2 separate regions of the Homo sapiens genome follow, and region 2 is linked to region 1. A link is an interaction called in ENCODE POLR2A ChIA-PET data of the cell type or tissue named here. Cell type or tissue: GM12878. All regions are shown on one strand. Links, peaks and the distances in the headings refer to the core of each region. The heading gives the core; the rest is flanking DNA.

Region 1 (5,385 bases), core at 111-5,110:
TAAGGCACTAAAATAAAATTTGTATTATACAAACACAAATTACTATACAAAATAATACAAACGATATTCTAGATATTTTTATGGTAAAATAGAGTATTTGGTAAAGTTACTAATAATATCAATCATTCCCAACAATAAAAAATATCTACTAGATCAATGCAAATTCATAGCATTTAATATTTATGCCCAATATATAATATTTAAACACACATTTTTAAGAAGAAAAGAAAATTACCTTTCAAGAGATGATTCAGATCCATTGTGTCATGTAAGACTTTCTGTTTATGTCTGTGGTCTAAACTGGAGTCTAACACTGAAGACGACTTTGAGGAGACATCAGGCTCATGTTTTTCTTTCCCTTTTTTGGCTGCTTTCAAATATTTTGAATTATTTTTCAAATCCTCAACATCTTCATATATTTCTTGGCTCACATTTTCTTGCTTTTTAATTTTCACTTTTTGATCATTTGCTATGCCCAGTTCAAAAGACTGAAGAGGGCTAATGTCTGGAGTTGATAAGGGACTTACGTCAGTCACAGTATCTTCAGACTCCTCAGGGTAGTGGCCACATTTTGGTGTAGTACTTGAAGGCTGTGTTTCTGTCGATTTTATTCCTGATTTATACTTGTGTTTTGGTGACAGGAGGGTTATACCAGATACATGTTTCTTAGATGACTTAGATGACGGAGACGAATCAGATAGATGGCTATCAGACCCTGCATCTAAACAATCTGTACCTGAACCTGAAGATGAGGAAGATAAAGAGGAGGAGGAAGAGGAGCTAACTTTGCAATACTTTTTCCTTATGCTTTTTTTAACGTTAGTAGATGGTTTAGCGGACTTGGACTTCACATGGTATTTCTTCCCATCATCACTGCTTTCCTCTCCATCTGTGTAGTAATCATCTTCACCTTCTTTTACAATTTTGGGAATTCTATTTGGAATGGACACGTGTATTTTAAGTCCTGTTGTAACATCACACAATTTTTTTGATCTTGAAGAGGCTGGCAATGAGAAAGAACTTACAGTTTGTGTAACATCATTCTCTACGGGGTGTTCTGGGGGAAATTTCACGTTTCTTTCATTTCCCTTCTCAGTAAGATAATTTTCTGTTGTTTGCATTCCAGTGTTCGAATTTACATTTTTTGTATCTTTATCTATTCTTTCCTTTGGGTCATCATTTTGCTTGTCAAAAACTGAGTTAGTTTCACATTTCTTTCCTTCTTCAAAGTCACTGTCAAAGAAAGAATGGTCCACTTCACCTTCTAATATATCTCCAAACTGATCCATGATGGCAAAAATATATCTGAAAAAAAAATGTAAACATCAGACTAAAGAGTGATTTCCAAATACTTTCCATTTGTATACAATAATTAAATAATTTTCCCAAACTGACAAGTGTGTTTAATATATAAAAAGAAACATTATAAAAACAACAACAAAAAAGGTAACTCAGTGAAGTGATGATGGGGTTCTATGAGTAACAAGTTCTACCAATTATCTGAAAAATAAAAAAGTCCCATAGTTAAGTTCACAAGAAAATAACAGATCATCAAGGTAGGGATGTCACAAACATGGATACCTAAGTGAACCTTAAGGATAATCTGCCTTCTATAAATTAAGTACAACAAAACAAAGAAAAAGGCCGGGCGCGGTGGCTCATGCCTGTAATCCCAGCACTTTGGGAGGCCGAGGCGAGTGGACCACGAGGTCAAGAGATCGAGACCATCCTGGCCAACATGGTGAAACCCCGTCTCTACTAAAAATACAAAAATTAGCTGGGCGTGATGGCACGTGCCTGTAGTCCCAGCTACTTGGGAAGCTGAAGCAGGAGAATTGCTTGAACCCAGGAGGTGGAGGTTACAGTGAGCCGAGATCACACCACCGCACTCCAGCCTGGCGACAGAGCAAGACTCCATCTCAACAACAACAAACAAAAACAAAAACAAAAACCCCAAAGATATACAAATTAAGTACAATTAGAGTTTAGAGTAAGAAAGGATAGAGTTAAAAAAAAACTCATAGTCACTTCCCTTGAGAATAATAGTCAAAAAATAAAAGAAAGGAAAACAAGAAACATCTCATAGGACCAGCTAAACCATCCAAACACACAATTCTAGTGGAAGTCATGCAGTGAGGATTGACTGACATTTCAGGACTTGCTGTCTTTGTCCCCTTTCTGCCCCTTTACTGCAGTTAGGAAGGAAGAAGCAGAGACAAGGAGATGATTCCTGTTAAGGTTCCCCATCCCTTCTTTAAGAGGAACAAAACTTCTAAGTCACACATACAGGCTGCACAGGTATGTCGAACTTCTGAATATGTAATCACAAACTGTGCCAAAACCACATATAGAAAATGAAAGGGGAAGAGTATATATGTCTCACTGTGTTAAAGGGGGTCTGATATATGAGAAATTCACAGCATACAGCCAATGGCTCTAAAATGGAAAAACCAAGGTATATTATTCAGACACATGGAGTTAAGTATTACAAAAAATGGATTAAAATGTTCAAAGTAGTTGCCTTTATCAGGGGGCAGGGGCCACTGATTTTTGTTTTTTTCCCTAGAGACCACGTTTTTGTTATAGACCTTAAATTACTAGTTGACCTGTAAATTTATGTATTACTATGATAAAAAATTGATTTAAAATATTTTAATACTCCATACAGTTAAATTAGAAACATCACTATAAAGTCATAGTCTTTAAAAAATGGTTTTTTTTATCTGTTTATTACAGTGGTCAAAGCAGCTGTGTTACATTATCTATTACTGATAAGCTTAAGATCAGACTTGACCTTTGACCTTCTTAAGATCAGAATTGACCTTCTTTTTTTTTTTTTTTTTTTTTTTTTGAGACGGAGTCTCGCTCTGTCACCCAGGCTGGAGTGCAGTGGTGCAATCTCGGCTCAGTGCAAGCTCCGCCTCCCGGGTTCACGCCATTCTCCTGCCTCAGCCTCCCGAGTAGCTGGGACTACAGGCGCCCGCCACCACGCCCGGCTAATTTTTTGTAGTTTTAGTAGAGACGGGGTTTCACCGTGTTATCCAGGATGGCCTGGATCTCCTGACCTTGTGATCCGCCCACCTCGGCCTCCCAAAGTGCTCAAATTACAGGCGTGAGCCACCGCGCCCCACCCAGAATTGACCTTCTAATACTATTCTCCACTAAAAAACCCCAGGACTCCTTCGCAGGCAGGGGACTGCATTTCTGGAGGCAAAGAGCCTGGATCAGCTTATTGTTGCCAGAAAGCACAATATTCACAAATATGCCTGGGGTGGCAGGAATGAAACAGAGGATCAGTTTAAAGGGGCTTCCACTGTCCAAGTTGGACAATTCAGCATTGAAAAAGAAAAAAGACAAACATACATAAAAATGAAAAAATAATTTCTATGAGAAGCCATGAGTACACATTGATAGTCAAAAGTGACAATAAAATAATTTCCAATAATAAAACAGCAAAAGGCCAGGCACGGTGGCTCATGCTGTAATCCCAGCACTTCGGGAGGCAAAGGCGGGTGGATCACAAGGTCAGGAGTTCGAGACTACTCTGGCCAATATAGTGAAACCCCATCTCTACTAGAAATACAAAAAATTAGCCAGGTGTGGTAGTGTGCGCCTGTAATCCCAGCTACTCAGGAGGCTGAGGCAGGAGAATGGCGTGAACCCAGGAGGTGGAGGCTGCAGTGCGCCGCGATCACGCCATTGTACCACTCCAGCCCAGACGACAATATGAGACTGTGTCTTAAAAACAAAACAAAAATAGCAAAAAATGCAATTATGTGCTCACTATATTCATATTATAATTAATTCTATTTTACATCAAATCAGGGAGTAAAAGATTATGTAATCTGTATCCTAAACCAGCCACAACACTCTGCAGCCTTTAGGCAGGAGAATTGCTGAAACCCAGGAGACAGAGGCTGCAGTGAGCTGAGATCGCACCACTGCACTCCAGCCTGGGCGACAGAGAGAGACTCCATCTGATAAATAAATAAATAAATAAATAAGGGAATTCTAACATTACTTGGAACATGGAAAAGCTTCTGTAGATAAATATTACGATTCTGTTAACATCATCACTTAGATCACGAGTCAGCAAACTACCTGTCCGTAAACGAAATCTTGTCTGCCATCTGTTTTTGTAAATAAAGTTTTATTGGAACACAGCCCCACTGATGGGTATATGTATTGTCTCCCCCAGCTTTCACACTACGACTGCAGAGCTAAGTAGCTGTGATTGAGACCCTATGGCCCACAGAGACTAAAATACTTAGCATCTGATCCCTTACTGAAAAGTTTGTAGGCCAGGCGCAGTGGCTCACGCCTGTAATCCCAACACTTTGGGAAGCCGAGGCGGGTGGATCACCTGAGGTCAGGAGTTCGAGACCAGCCCGGTCCACATGGCGAAACTCCTTCTCTACTAAAAATACAAAAATTAGCCGGGTGTGGCAGTGCGTGCCTGTAATCCCAGCCACTAGGGAGGCTGAGGCAGGAGGATCACTTGAATGCAGGAGGCAGAAGTTGCAGTGAGCTGAGATTGCACCATTGCACTCCAGCCTGGGCGACAAGAGTGAGACTCCATCTCAAAAAAAAGAAAAGTTTGTAGATCCTTGGTTGATAGATTTATTTAAATTTTTTAAAGAAACAGGTCCTCACTCCATCGCCCAGGCTGGAGTACAGTGACAGGATTCTAGCTCACTGCAGCCTCCAACTCCTGGGCTCAAGTGATCCTCCCACCTCAGCCTCCAGAGCAGCTGGGACTACAGGTGCATACCACTGTGCCCAGCTTGTAGACCCTTGATTTAGATGATGTATGAACATGAAAAATACAGAATACAAAACTTTTCTATACTGAATTAATAATACAATTTACAGTTAAAGCAAAACTAGGGGAGAGGAGGCCATAAGTTAAGAATTGACCTTTAAAAGAAAAATGACATACAACCCCATTATAGTTCCATTACTGTTACCATAATAGTGTTTGTGTAATAAATTAGGCACATAAGTGATGAGTGGGAGTCTGCTCAGTGGTTGAAACGAATCAATGGAGTCAGACACACCCAGACTCAAAATATGATTCTGCTACTTCCCAGTTGTGCGATCCTGGGCATGTACACAGGATGTTCACGACAGCACAGCATCTACTACTGTTTGCAGTAGCAATGCATGAGGAACAACTTTACTGTCTATTAAGAGGAAAATGAATAAATAAAATGTCGTGTAAGCACATATCTGCCAAAAAGGATACACTGAGATCTACAAAAATAACACTGAATAAAAAAGCAGAATTTAAAAAGCAACGAGGCTGGCACCATGGCTCATGACTGTAATCTCAGCAGTTAGGGAGGCCAAGGTGGGAGGACTGCTTGAGCCCAGGAGTTCCAGACC
Region 2 (5,385 bases), core at 62-5,061, 66 kb after region 1:
TTCCACCTTACAGACTAGAAGCCCTCTATACATTTTATTTGCTGAGTAGTAAAAGATTGAGATAGATCTTTTTTCTGTCTTTGGCAATTAATTGTTCTCAGCTGGAAGGCACAGTTATCTTATCCCTACAACTGAGGCTGCTGGAATCACTCTGAAAATTTATCTAAACCTTTGTGTCATTGTTTGTGAACAAAAATCCTAATGCTGTTGCATGTTTTTGAGTTATGAAATTTAAAATGCTGTTTTATAAATTGCTATAAAGCTGAATTGCAAAAATACTGGAAATGTGAAAAAACATTGAATATACTTCCATGGTTGATATTTCAACCATGAAAAAAGCCATCATAGAATATTAATACCAAAATTGTGCTTCCTTTGACCTGTGGGCACTTGCAAATATGTGATTCCATTGCCATTCAGTTTTCTAAGAAAAATGACTCTCCCTCTCCCCACCCTCCAATCCCTCCCCCCAGAGAGCTCACCTAAATTTCTTTTTTTTTTTTTTTTTTTGAGTCAGGGTTTTGCTTGCTCACCCAGGCTGGAATGCAGTGGCGCTGTCTTGACTCACTGCAACCTCCACCTCCCAGGCTCAAATGATCCTCCCACCTCAGCCCCAAGTAGCTGGGAATATAGGCGTCCACCACCACACCCGGCTAATTTTTGTATTTTTTGTAGAGATGGGGTTTTGCCATGCTGCCCAGGCTGGTCTCAAGCTCCTGGGCTCAAGTGTTCCTCCCACCTCGGCCTCCCAAAGTTCTGGGATTACAGGAATGAGCCACTGTGCCCAGCCAATTTATTATCCTGAAGCTTCTAATTTGGTGTGTAGTGGCCAAGATGTATAAAATGAACCCCAAATTCTAGGCTAAAAAATTATTTGACACGTATAGGTTAGTTGTTCGTAGGGAATTGTGAAGTAGATCTGGTTCACGTAGGATTCCCAGGGATAAAGTAGTGTGCAGACAAGCAAAGAAAAGCAGGAGGATAAATTATTTATCTGAAATGACATCTGCAATTAAGCCAAATCAAACAGTGTTTGAAAAGTGAAAAAAAAAAAAAAAAAAACCTCTGAGAAACAAGAAGTGATAAAAAATAACCTTGGTACCCTCGAGTTGGAGCAGGAGTGTGTAGCTAAATGTTTTTCTCCCTTGGGGCCCTGTGGGGAGTCACCACCAAGCCCACTAATATTTTATTTTTCAAAAGACCTAGCTTCTTGCAAACATCACACTGGCTTCACCTTCTTTCTAAATAGGCTTTAGAAACTGTGCTGTCCAACACGGTAACCACTAGACAGCGGCTATAGAGCACCCCAAATGTGGCTAGTCCAAATTGAGATTACTGAAAGAATAAAATATAAACCAGATTACAGAGCTTAGTACGAAAAAAAGCAAAGTATTTTATTTCAAAAACGTGAGTTTTAAATATTGATTACATTTTGAAATAATGTTTTACATAATTTTGTTAAATGGATATATTATTAAAGTGAATTTTACCTGTTTCTTTTTACTTTTTTATTTTTATTGTTTATCTTATTTTTTATGAGCTTTTTGTTGTGGTATCTTTTTACTTTTTTAATGTGTCTTCTAGAAAACTTAAAACTTACATATGTGGCTCTCATATTCAAATTAGATAGCACTGGTCTATGGCTAGGCTTTCCTAATTCCAAGGTGCAGAATTAAGAACATAGGCACTAGAAATCTTCCAAAGAAGGCGACTGGCCACAGGGGCTGAGCCTAGTGTGATATCTAAGACTGATTTATGGGATTCTTCCTAGGTTAGTTGAGGTCTTGTTAGGAGACAGAAACCACACTGTAATTGAACAGAGAAAGTTAAATATAAATAATTATTAATGTACAATATGGGATTAAGTACTAAGGAGTAAAGAGAACACTAAAGAATAAGGAAGGGCAGATATAGGGAGCAGCCATTCCCACTAGGACTGAGGCAGAGGACCTTAGGACAGAAAAAATTTGGCAGAAGTTTCCTTCTTTACCCTTGGGTTGAGATCCAGGCCTTGGAGAAGGCACAACCTTGGCCCAGTTGATGGTGAAGAAGCTTGAGCAGATACCACCGGTGAGGGAGAGCCACCCATAGGATGCCAGCAGAATTCTGTGGGAAGCTGCCCTGTGGATGGCATTGGAACTTGCTGTTGGGGTGAACACCATCGGGTGCCATGCCTGCTGCTAAATGTGGCAGGAACAGTCAGAGAAGAACACACGGGAACTGGGGAGAGCAGCCCCTTCCTCCTCCAGTTGCCCTCCAGCATGTGCTACTGACAGACTTAATGTTATGCCAGCGGGCAAAGAAACTGACGGTGTTTGCAGGGCCCAGCTCCAGTATCATAAAGCAGGGCAAAAAAGCTGAACTCGGAGCAAAGAGGCAATAGACTGATATCAGGTACACTTCATAAGTGTATTGCCACTACATAAGATGCTCTGATTTTTTAATAAATTTAGGTAGTTTGGCACCAAGATAGAATATTTTAAAATAGGGCTCTGTAGGAAAATTTAGGACATGGTCACCATACCTAAACGTTCTAGTTAGATGAGAATCTTTCGTTTTAAAAGACTTAGGAATTCTCATGAGTTCTGTTTTCTCCTCTCTTTAATTTTAAACAGTGAATATTAAATAGTAGGTGGCCAGTTTCCAGTAGAAATGCAGTCTTGGTGTTTGCTTCTTTCATTTGTTTTACTCATTGCTTTGTTTATTCCTGGTAGTGTTCGACTACAGTTATAGAGATTACATTCTGTCCTGGTATGGAAACCTCAGCAGAGATGAGGGACAACTTTACCATCTGCTCTTGGAAGACTTTTGGGAAATTGCCAGACAGCTGCACCACAGACTGAGTCACGTGGATGTGGTTAAAGTTGTCTGCAATGATGTTGTGAGGACTTTACTCACTCATTTCTGTGACCTGAAAGCTGCCAATGCCAGGTAACTGTTCTAAGCAACTTACCCCCTTTTTTGCATTAATTTTTTTTAATTGAGTAAAAGGTCAAAGTCAAGATAAAACTCTAGAATATTCTGCCTATTGCTGGCACTTGCTTGAAAATGTAGATTTATTAAGGGGGAATAATTATGTTCTGGTAGAGTATTTTTTTTTTTTACTTTATGCTGGAAAACCACTTTATAAATACAATTAATTCTATAAATAAACAGTAAAATGAATTTTACTGAACCAGCACTGTGATGATCTTATAGTATTATGAGTACTAGAAATAAAAAATTTAAATGTAGTGTTTTCTAATATGAACAGTGTGAATGAGTTTACAGTATTTAGACACGTTTAAATATGGTTCATGTTTCTTTTTGTGAGTCCTATGTTGAGCTCTGTTGCATCACAATATCCTGAAAACTGATTTTCAAAGGTACTCAATATTGGAGCTTCTGGGCTTTAACTAGAGAAATTTCATTATGAAAGTAGCTAGTATTTAGGCTTGTTAGGCCTTTGTATTGTTACATACGTGACAGTTGTACATATTGGAGCTTGTGGGCTTTGACTAGAGAAATTTCATTATGAAAGTAGCTAATATTTAGGCTTGTTAGCCCTTCGTATTGTTATGTACATAACAATTTACATAAAAAGCTGTCTAACTGCAATGAGTAGCCTTCTGCCTGTGTGGATATGGACACGGTTGGAACAGGAATGGGAACAGTTAATGTGGCCTATTCTCACTCTCAGGGAAGAGATAAAGTATTTAGATGGTGTCCCCCTTCTGCCCTGTGATGCTGTTCGTGTAGGGGACCTTGCTGCTGAATGCGGCTGCACAGCAGGTCTCCATTCCCAGCTGTATTGCCCCTTCCTGGGACTCTTCTTCCCTCCCTCAGGTTTACGAGGCCAAAATCCACAGAGCCGTGACATGCCCACGGTTTTCCAGCTTGCTGCCCCAGTGTTTTGCGAACTTTTTTAAAAACTATGGCCCGCTGTGAGAAATTCACTTGATATTATGACCCAGTTTCATGAAACAGTACTTTTGTTACCTCTGATAACTTTGACACTTTTTTTAACGTTTTTTTAAAAATAATGTTTAAGACCAACTCAATTTTATTTTCTTACTTAAAAGAAAGTAAAACATTGGTTTTATTTTCTTACTTAAAAGAAAGTAAAACAATGGTTTGAAAACATTATGGTAAAGCAGTGGTTCTCCGACTTTTTGTTCCCAGGATTTCTCTACATTCTTAAAAGTTTCTGAGAATTTCAAAGAGCTCATTTCTATGGGTTCTATCTAGTGGCGAGCTGGAGCTGGCTTGTACTGGCATGCAGGAGTGAACTGTGCACAGGTCTTCCCAACCATTAGTTCAGTTATACCAGATTGGAGCTTGAAATGGGCCATGGTGAGAGTGTTTACACCATGGAATGGGCAAATGATCGAAATCAGAGCTTTTTTTTCCTCAGGAGAGCCAACATTTGCCAGTTCACTACTCATCGTATCTATTGGTATTTACCATATTTGATATTTAAAAACTAAGAATTTTTAAAAGTGCAAGAGTACACAGGACACTTTTCCTTAGCCACGGGAGTGATGATGCCATTTCACATCATGTAGCTTGAGGAAACTACTATGCTTGGAAGAATGAGACAAATGACCTTTTTATTTTACTATAGTTTTAACATCCCAGATGCCCTACAAGGATCTTGGGGACACCCAGGAGTCTCTGGACCACCCTTTGAAAACTGCTGCCTATAGAGAAAGTAACTTCCAGTAAGCAGGGAGGGGTGTGAATTAATAAGGAAAATGAGAGAAATAGGGCTCCTGAGTTACCTCCTAGAATCTCAAAAACTTCAGCCTCTCCTTTCGAAGTGTTCACCAACCTCTGCAAGCACCTGCTAATTTGCTGTGCTATCCGTTATTTCAAGTGTTCCATAGTTCCACCTGACAAATACTGTGAAAGACTTGTTTGAATTCAGGGAAAGCTCATTTGAAAGTATGTAAATGATGGTCCAGTAAGAGGACAGTATTCTGTCTGTCTGTCTGTCTGTCTCTGTGTGTGTGTGTGTGTGTGTGTGTGTGTGTGTGTGTGTGTGTATGTATGTATATATAATTTTTTATTTTTATTTTTATTTTTTCAGACAGCCTCACTCTTTACCCAGGCTGGAGTGCAGTGGTGCGATCTTGGCTCACTGCAACCTCCGCTTCTCTGGTTCAAGAATTCTTGTGCCTTAGCCCCCTGAGTAGCTGGGATTATAGGCATGTGCCACCACACCCAGCTACATTTTGTATTTTTAGTAGAGATGGGGTTTCACCATGTTGGCCAGGCTGGTCTCGAACTCCTGACCTCAAGTGATCCACCTGCCTCAGCCTGCCAAGGTGCTGGGATTACAGTGAGCCACTGTGCCCGGCTTGAGGACAGTATTTTAAATCAATGTTTATTCCAGTTAGAAAACTG

The links. ChIA-PET counts read pairs that join two places held together with the same protein. Peaks named below come from ENCODE experiments on the same cell type or tissue, not always from the same donor. Only the 100,000 strongest peaks of a DNase experiment are listed, where the experiment ranks them.
Region 2: POLR2A ChIA-PET joins it to region 1 with 5 read pairs; 11 of 35 experiments call an interaction of 5 or more read pairs at or near these places.

The regions. Positions count from the first base shown.
Region 1 is chr4:185,189,908-185,195,292 of GRCh38, forward strand. It overlaps CFAP97 (cilia and flagella associated protein 97), which reads right to left. Exons shown (of 5, transcript NM_020827.3): 2 at 236-1,305. The coding sequence starts at 1,289. Among named protein-coding and RNA genes, the nearest start is that of CFAP97, 11 kb to the right of the region's middle. In GM12878, for the core only: no CTCF peak of the experiment used is centred there; no DNase peak of the experiment used is centred there; H3K4me3 peaks cover 361 bases; H3K27ac peaks cover 2,095 bases.
Region 2 is chr4:185,256,134-185,261,518 of GRCh38, forward strand. SNX25 (sorting nexin 25) reads left to right here. Exons shown (of 19, transcript NM_001378034.2): 3 at 2,715-2,931. Among named protein-coding and RNA genes, the nearest start is that of SNX25, 49 kb to the left of the region's middle. In GM12878, for the core only: no CTCF peak of the experiment used is centred there; no DNase peak of the experiment used is centred there; H3K27ac peaks cover 1,010 bases.